2 separate regions of the Homo sapiens genome follow, and region 1 is linked to region 2. A link is an interaction called in ENCODE POLR2A ChIA-PET data of the cell type or tissue named here. Cell type or tissue: OCI-LY7. All regions are shown on one strand. Each heading gives the region's core, and the rest is flanking DNA. Links, peaks and the distances in the headings are about the cores only.

The links. Peaks named below come from ENCODE experiments on the same cell type or tissue, not always from the same donor. Only the 100,000 strongest peaks of a DNase experiment are listed, where the experiment ranks them.
Region 1: POLR2A ChIA-PET joins it to region 2 with 15 read pairs; 3 of 35 experiments call an interaction of 5 or more read pairs at or near these places.

What each region holds. Positions count from the first base shown.
Region 1 is chr15:29,271,173-29,275,571 of GRCh38, forward strand. The region is part of intron 2 of ENTREP2 (endosomal transmembrane epsin interactor 2); the gene reads right to left. Among named protein-coding and RNA genes, the nearest start is that of NSMCE3, 3.6 kb to the left of the region's middle. In OCI-LY7, for the core only: no CTCF peak of the experiment used is centred there; no DNase peak of the experiment used is centred there; H3K4me3 peaks cover 233 bases; H3K27ac peaks cover 1,222 bases.
Region 2 is chr15:29,326,953-29,331,351 of GRCh38, forward strand. All of the region lies in intron 2 of ENTREP2 (endosomal transmembrane epsin interactor 2), which reads right to left. Among named protein-coding and RNA genes, the nearest start is that of NSMCE3, 59 kb to the left of the region's middle. In OCI-LY7, for the core only: no CTCF peak of the experiment used is centred there; a DNase peak (open chromatin) is centred at 2,549.

The DNA of each region.
Region 1 (4,399 bases), core at 59-4,058, 56 kb before region 2:
GCAACTATATCCTCAGGCATCAATTTTAATGACAAAGGCCTACTATGAAAAACAAATATATTATCAAGGCATTCATTTTTTTACAATGAGAAAATTCATCTGCTTCAGTTTCCTTGCAAATTAAAATCTGGACTTAGGTTCATAGAAGCTTCCTGCCATCTAGAATTCTGCAAAAGGTCCCTACTGCAGGATGTGGATGTTGTATTGAGGGAATAGAGAGACCGTCTCATATTGTTTTATATTGTTTTATACTCAGTACCTGTTTTAAGAAAAAACAACAAGGAAGTAAAACCAAATACAGGCAGCCCAGCGCCAGGCCCAAAACCAGGCCTGGGCCTGCCTGGCCTAAACCCAGTAGTTAAAAATCAACTCATAACTTAGAAACCGATGTTATTCATAGATTCCAGACATTGTATAGAAGAACATTGTATAAAGAACAGAACTGCCCTGTTCTGTTTCTCTCTGACCACCGGTGCATGTAGCCCCTGTCACATACCGCCTGCTTGCTCTGATCAATCACGACCCTTTCATGTAAAATCTTTAGTGTTGTGAGCTCTTTAAAGGGACAGAAATTGTGCATTTGGGGAGCTCGGATTTTAAGGCAGTAGCTTGCCGATGCTCCCAGCTGAATAAAGCCCTTCCTTGTGCAACTCGGTGTCTGAGAGATTTTGTCTGCGGCTCGTCCTGCTACAGTGCCTTGAGTCAAAAAAGTTCAGTGACCGAGATATAAGGGGAAAGTGGAAAATTAGATAAAAGCTATTGTCAACAGTTGGGCTGGTTTTTCAGTGCTCTTTCTTGCTAAGGTATTCATGTACGTTACCAAGCAGCCCACCAGTCAGACTACCCCTGTCACTGTGAAAATCAGCAGTGTCCTCCAGCAGCACGCTTACCTAGATAGCAGACTGTCATTACTCAAGATAGAGGAGAAGAGATACCAGTTTTTAAGTCTCAAAACATCTCTCTACACTCTTTCCAGAAGAATGCAGGTGAGAAAATGCAGACATAAAATAAGAGTATTAGAATGAAGTTTTAGGCCCTGCATGGAGAAGTCATCCAGACCCACATTCCACCTTGGATTGATACTGGAAGCCATGGATGTCTGGGGAGAAACTGTGGTGATAACAATACTAACATTAGTAACAATAAATATAACCGACAACAGCCAATGATTATAGTAGTTGCTGCTCCATCTCCATGTCTGCAGTTTTACTTTCTGTGGTTTCAGTTACCTGCAGTCAACCACAGTCCGAAAATATTAGGATATTTTCAAAGAGAAACCACAATATAACTTATTACACTATATTTGTTCTACTTTATTGTTAGTGTCAACTGAAGGATGACGAGGTTCATAAATTTGGAAAGAGCTTTATTTCTCATAAAGGGTTGCAGTCTGCGGGGCGGCCATTCCAACAGGCTAGGAAGACAACCTCATGCTAGAAGCCAGAAACAGACACTTCAAGGGAGGGCAAAGGGAGCAGGAATCTATGCAGAATGGGGTGGCCAAATATACATATTTAATAAGCTATAGGAGGAGTCATGAACATTTATGCAAGGAGAAATGTGCATATGCGCAATTGCACTTCATGTCTCTCCCTGGGACCCATATTCCAAAATTGGCAGTGTTAGCATGATCCAGGGTAGGAGTTTTCAGCCCTCTGACATCAAAAGGTGAAGTAGAGGACATGAAAACCCTGACTGCATGTCTTCCATAGACTGGCCAGAACTACTCCATGGTTGGTGGTCTTTTACCAGGAAGAACTGCTGGTCAATTGTGCCAAAACTGCAAAAGGGAGGGGCAGCATCAGGTGGTTGGTTTATACCAGCAGTGGAGTCTTTTGAAAGGGCTGATTTCTGTTTAGCTCTTAGGGAAGAAAGCCTAATGGCATTTAGAGCGGGTGAGGGTTTCCAAGGTTATTCGGGGTCCCCTTGGCCAAGAGGGGGTCTGTTCAGTCAGCTGGAGGGCTTAAGATTTCATTTTTCTCATCAATTATTGTTAATCTCTATTATGACTAATTTATAAATTAAACTTTTTTTTTTTTTTTTTGAGATGGAGTTGCGCTCTGTCGCCCAGGCTGGAGTGCAGTGTCACGATCTTGGCTCACTGCAACCTCCGCCTCCTGGGTTCAAGAGATCCTCACATCTCAGCCTCCCGAGTAGCTAGGATTACAGGTGTGTACCACCACGTCTGGCTTTTTTTGTATTTTTAATAGAGATGGGGTTTCACCATGTTAGCCAGGCTGGTCTCGAACTCCTGACCTCAAGTGATCCATCCACCTCAGCCTCCCAAAGTGTTAGGATTACAGGTGTGAGCCACCGCTCCTGGCGTAAATTAAATTTTATCATAGGTTCGTGTGATGATTAATGTGGAGTGTCAACTTGATTGAAGGAAGCAAAGTATTGTTCCTGGGTGTGTCAGTGAGGGTGTTGCCAAAGGAGATTAACATTTCAGTAAGTGGACTAGGAGAGGCAGACCCACGTTCAATCTGGGTGGGCACCATCTAATCAGCTGCCAGTGCGGCTAGAATAAAAGCAGGCAGAAGAACGTGGAAGGACTTGACTTGCTGAGTCTTCTGGTCTTCATCTTTCTCTCATGCTGGATGCCTCCTTCCCTTGAAAGTCAGACTCCAAGTTCTTCAGCTTTTGGATTCTTGGACTTACACTAGTGGTTTGCCAGGGGTTCAAGGGTCTTCAGCCACAGACTGAAGGCTGCACTATTGGATTCCCTACTTTTGAGGTTTTGGAACTCAGACTGGCTTCCTTGCTCCTCAGCTTGCAGATGGCCTATTGTGGGGCTTCACCTTGTGATCATGTGAGTCAATACTCTAGTAAACTCCCTTTCATATATACATCTATTCTATTAATTCTGTCCCTCTAGAGAACCCTGACTAATACAGTATGTATCTATGCATAGGGAAAAACATTGTGGATTTAGGGTTTGGTGCTGTCCACGATTTCAGGTATCCACTGAGGGTCTTGGAACACATCCTCCACAGACAAGGGGGGACTACTATACAAAGTGAATGGTGGGTCAGACCTTATTCCAGGTGGTTTACAGGTATGACTTCATTTAATCCCCACAACAAACCTATCAGGCATGTGCATTTATTATGTTTCTCTTCTCACAAATAAACTGTCACAGGAGAAGATTATTAAGTTTTGAGGCTCTATAGCGAGTAAGTGGTAGGTGTGAGATCTGAACACAGCCAATCTGCCTCCAGAGAGTGGGCTTTTAACTGTATACTGATTCAGAGCAAACATAGACATGGTGTCCTTGAAAAAGTAAGGGCTTTGGGATCAGATGAACTAACATTAGAAACCTGTACGATACTGACACTCCTCCCGGTTTAAGTCTCCAAGTCAACAAAATGAGGCCTAAACCTGGCATCAGGGGATTAAGTGAGATAGGTTTACCCAGTACCTAGCACAGTGCCTGGCAGGGTAGTTTGATAACAATTTGCTTCTTTCCAGGGATTTCTGTTAAGGAAAATATTTGAGGACTACACAAAGTTGTATATACTGCAGGGGAGGCAAAACCTTCCCTCCACCCTCGAAGGGCCCCAGCTGGACCTGAGACTTAAACTAATATAAAATAGATTAACAGGAGAAAAGCATTCAAACTTCATTTAAGTTTTACAGGACACAGGAGCGCTTGTTAGGGAAATGAAGACCGAAAGAGGTGGCAAAACCTAAATGCTTTTATATTTGGTTGAACAAAGAGAGGTAATTGTGGGAAAAGTAAATTATGTGGGGAGGATAAAGGGAGATAATTATTTTAACGAAGTTGTTTGTACAGAATTCACTTGGCTTTGAATCCCCATTGAGTAATGTTTCTTTCCTCTTGGTACAGTAAAGCTATTTTTCACATGGGAGTTTTTATCTCCTGTTTTCAGGAAGAAAAGAGGAAATTCAAATGCCCTTCTTGCATCTGCTATTTTTCAAGTGCCTTTAGCTCAAAGTAATCCTTATGCCAAAGTGGCATATTTTGGGCGGGCAGCATATTCTGCCATCCTTCAGTAGAACGATGAGAAAGATGTTCACTGCAGCAAAACACATGTACACAAGAATCAAAAGGGCTGGAAAGAAATATATATATCAAGGTACTATTAAAGTTAATTTGCTTTTAAAAATAAAAATCAACCCTGATTTTCTTGCTTGGGAGATGAATAAAAAATATATTTTCAATGAAGTTTAACTTCAAAGTGACACTATGCCATAGCAGCTATGCACATTCACATGTTCAATACATTCAGTGTGATTCGAATATGGCATTTGTGACTTTCTGTTCAGGCAGTGAAGTCACAAAGACAAGTGGTTAAAAAAGAAAAACATTTTCAAACACTTTATGTTAATGACCTTCATGCTTTAATTACTAGACCCAAAAGAAAAAATCAAAAGTCTT
Region 2 (4,399 bases), core at 320-4,319:
AATGGAAAAAAGAGAAGATTTTTCAACAAATGGTGCTGGAAAAATTGGACATCTATATGCAAAAAAAAAGAAACCTAGACATAAAACTTACACCTTACTCAAAAAATTATATCAAAAGGGATCATGCACCTAAATGTAAAATGCAGAACTATAAAAGTTCTTTAAGAAAACACAGAATATCTTGGTGATTTGGGGTTTGGTTCAAAGACACTGTTAAGAGAAGAAAAAGAGAAGTCACAGACTGAAAGAAAATATTTGTAAAACACATATCTGATAAAGAATTTGTATCCAAAATGTATAAAGAAAAGTAAAACTCAACAATAAGAAAACAAAATGTCTAACTTTAAAAGAAGGTGGCTGGGCGCGGTGGCTCAAGCCTGTAATCCCAGCACTTTACTTTGGGAGGCCGAGGTGGGAGGATCACGAGATTAGGAGGTTGAGACTATCCTGGCTAACACAGTGAAACCCCGTCTCTACTAAAAATACAAAAAAATTAGCCAGGTGTGCTAGCGGGCGCCTGTAGTCCCAGCTGCTCAGGAGGCTGAGGCAGGAGAATGGCGTGAACCCGGGAGGTAGAGCTTGCAGTGAGCCGAGATTGCAACACTGCAGTCCAGGCTGTGCGACAGAGCAAGACCCCATCTCAAAAAAAAAAAAAAAAGAGGGTAAAGATCTGAACAAACATCACCAAAGAAGATACAGGAACAGCAAATAAGCATATGACATAATGTTCAATATCATTTGCCAGTAGGGGACTGCAAATTAAAGCAACAATAAGATACCATTACATACCTATCACAATGGCTAAAATCCAAAAATGGACAGTATTTGTTGTCAGTTGCTGATGAGGATGCAATTGCTAGTGAGGATGCAGACCAACAGGAATTTTTATCCATTGCTTATAGGAATGTAAAACAGCCACTTAGGAAAACAGTTTAAAAGTTTCTTACAAAACGAGACATAGTCTTATTGTATGATCCAGCAATCATATTCCTAGGTATTTACATAACTGATTTGAAAACACCTGCATGTGATTGTTTATAGCAGCTTTATTTTTAATTGCCAAAAACTGTAAACAAGCAAGGTATCTTAAATAGGTGAATGGATAAACAAACTGTGGTACATCTACATAATGAAATGTTATTTGGCCATAAAAATAAATGAAGAATCCAGCCATAAAACAATATGGATGAATCTTAATGCATATTGCTATGTGAAATAAGTGAATCTTAAAAAGTAACATATTGCATAATTCCAATGACATGGCATTCTGGAAAGGGCAAAACGGTAGTAATAGTGAAAAGATCAGTAAGAGTTCAGGGAGAGAGGGAAGGATTAAATAAGTGAAGTCCAGAGAATTTTTCAGGGTGGTGAACTATTTTTATGATATGTAATTGTGGATACATGACTATGCATTTGTCAAAACCCATTGAACTGTACAGGCCAAAGAGCTAATCTGCAGATATGCTAACTTTTAAAAAGTATTTAAAAGGTGGGAGGATCTCAGGATCCTAATTTTGCAAAATGTGACAAAAAACAATCTACGAAACAACCTCACTGAAAGGGGTTGGGGGGAAAAGGTGCTGACTTAAGTAACTCTGAAAATCATGGAGTCTGTAATACTAAAGGCCAAAGAAGCTGTACATCAGTGATGAACTCTAGTTGATAAATTTGTTTCCCAGGTGGGCAGTGGTTAATAGTTCTGATACCACTACTCACGTATTTTGAAACTGACCATTAAGTAAATGGATGGCAGATGGTGAGAACCAGGTTTCTCACTGCTGGAGTGGGAACAGGGGAGGAGGCTGGACTGATCCACGCTGTAAAGGATTGGCATTGAAGACATCACTATGAACTCATGTTTAGCTTAATAGACTATTGATGGTTATATATAGAAATAGTTACAGGTTACAGGTATATACATGTGTTGGTATACACTCATATACAGTCGTCCTCCCTTATATGTGTGGAATACCCTATTCTAATACCCCTGTAGGTGCCTGAAAAAACAGATAATGCTGAACCCTATGTATACTATGTGTTTTCCTATACATACATACCTTTGATAAAATTTATCATTAGGCACAGTAAGAGATTAACAATGATCCCTAATAATAAAATAGAACAACTAGGCTGGGCGCAGTGGCTCACACCTGTAACCCCAGCATTTTGGGAGGCCGAGGCGGGTGGATCACGAGGTCAGGGGATCGAGACCATCCTGGCTAACATGGTGAAACCCCGTCTCTACTAAAAAATACAAAAAATTAGCCGGGCATGGTGGCAGGTGCCTGTAGTCCCAGCTCCTCGGGAGGCTGAGGCAGGAGAATGGTGTGAACCCAGGAGGCGGAGGTTGCAGTGAGCTGCGATCGCACCACTGCACTCCAGCCTGGGTGACAGAGCAAGGCTCCGTCTCAAAAAAAAAAAAAAAAGTATGAATTGTTCATCTCTAAAATTTGCTATTTAATATTTTTGGACCATGATTGACCGCACCTAACTGAAACCACGGAAATGAAAACTGCGAATAAAGAGGAACCAATGTATTTCCTTGTTTTGTCAGCTGAGTGAACCTAGAAGCAAAGGCCTCTCCCCCACCCAGTAATAACAAGCACACCTGGCACTGAGATTTTGGTTTCTAATGCCAACCTCCAACCAAAAGAACCAGAGCTTTCTTGGAGAAATGGCCAATTTGCCCATGGACTAGGGCAGGAAACATACAAAATGAGCCAGGAACCTCTTGTGGTGCCAGAAAGTAAGAACGTGATAAAAATTAATAACCTCACAATGATGGGGGTGTGTCAAAGGAACACAGAAGCCAACTTTTAACAATAAAGTAACATTGGATTATAACTGTGAGTATAAAATAAATATCCATGAGTCCATATTTCTATAAATACATGATTGAACACACAAGTAAATAAATAGTAAAGAAGGGACAAATCTCCCAAGGGAAAAAATTCCAAATACTTTATGTAGATACTCCGCCCTCAGGGAAGAGGAACATGATTCCCCACTCCTTAAGTGGAGGCTGCACATAGTGACTTCCTTCCAAAGAATACAATATAGGAAGGTGGGCAGGTAGAACTTCACAGTAGAGAAAACTGCCAATCACTCCCTCAGTGATCACCTGGCTAGGTGATCAAGTCAACATCAACAGTGATGCCTTACTGATAGTATGTCCCCCTGATGTGATGAGATAAGAACAGTCTTGGCCGAGCGCGGCAGCTCATGCCTATAATCCCAGCACTTTGGGAGGCCAAGGCAGGTGGATCATGAGGTCAGGAGATGGAGATCATCCTGGCCAACATGGTGAAACCCGGCCTCTACTAAAAATACAAAAAAAAAAAAAAAATTCAGCCAGGAGTGGTGGCATGAGCGTGTAGTCCCAGCTACTCAGGAGGCTGAGGCAGGAGAACCGTTTGAACCCGGGAGGCAGAGACTGCAGTGAGCCGAGATCACGCCACTGCACTCCAGCCTGGGCGACAGAGCGAGACTCTGTCTCAAAAAAAATAAATAAATAATGGTCTTTACCTCTCTGGTCTTCTTCCTCCAAATCCAGTCTAATCATGAGAAAAACATCAGAGAAATCCTAATAGAGGGGCACCCTACGTAACACTGACCAGTACTGCTCAACACTGTCGAGGTCATACGAAGTGAGGAAAGTCTATGAAAAAGCCACAACTGTGAGGAGCCTAAGGCAACATGGCGACGAAACGTGATGTGGGGTTGGATGGTATCCTGGGAGAGACAAAAAACATTAGGTAAAAACTAAGGAAATATGAATAACCATGGACTTTACATAATCATAATGTAGCGATATTGGCTCATTCATTTTAACAAATGCACCATAGTAATGTAAGATGTTACAAACAAAGAAACTGGGAATTCTTTACACTATCTTGGCAATTTTTCTGTTCATATAAAACTATTCTAAAGGATGAACTTTATTTAAAAATCCAAATGGCAATCACAACGCATAAATATCACAGCCAACCACACCCCACCCCACAGTAAGTTGCTTTTATAAACCAACAGCTGCTGGTTGCTGCAGAATCCCCAGGGCCAGGCTCAGGGGCTGTGTCCCCACTATACCCAGGGCAAGCCCCTGAGCTGCCACTGCCAGGGATTCAATCCCCCACCCAAATTAATTTACATGTGGTGTGAGTTTTACACTGACGGAATGAGGGCTTAATGTTTGCTTGGTGTAAAACTGATGTATGGAGGAATAATTTTAGAGCATGACTTTTAGAAGGACCAAAGAGGGCAGCTTCTCAATCGGCAGCAGGTGGCACGAGGATCAATAGCTGACGTCTGTGCCGCTGGACAGCAGGCCCGCCGGGAGGAGGGAAAAGCACAATGGACACACATGAAGGACCCAGTGAGGACTGAGTGATGGGCTGGGGAC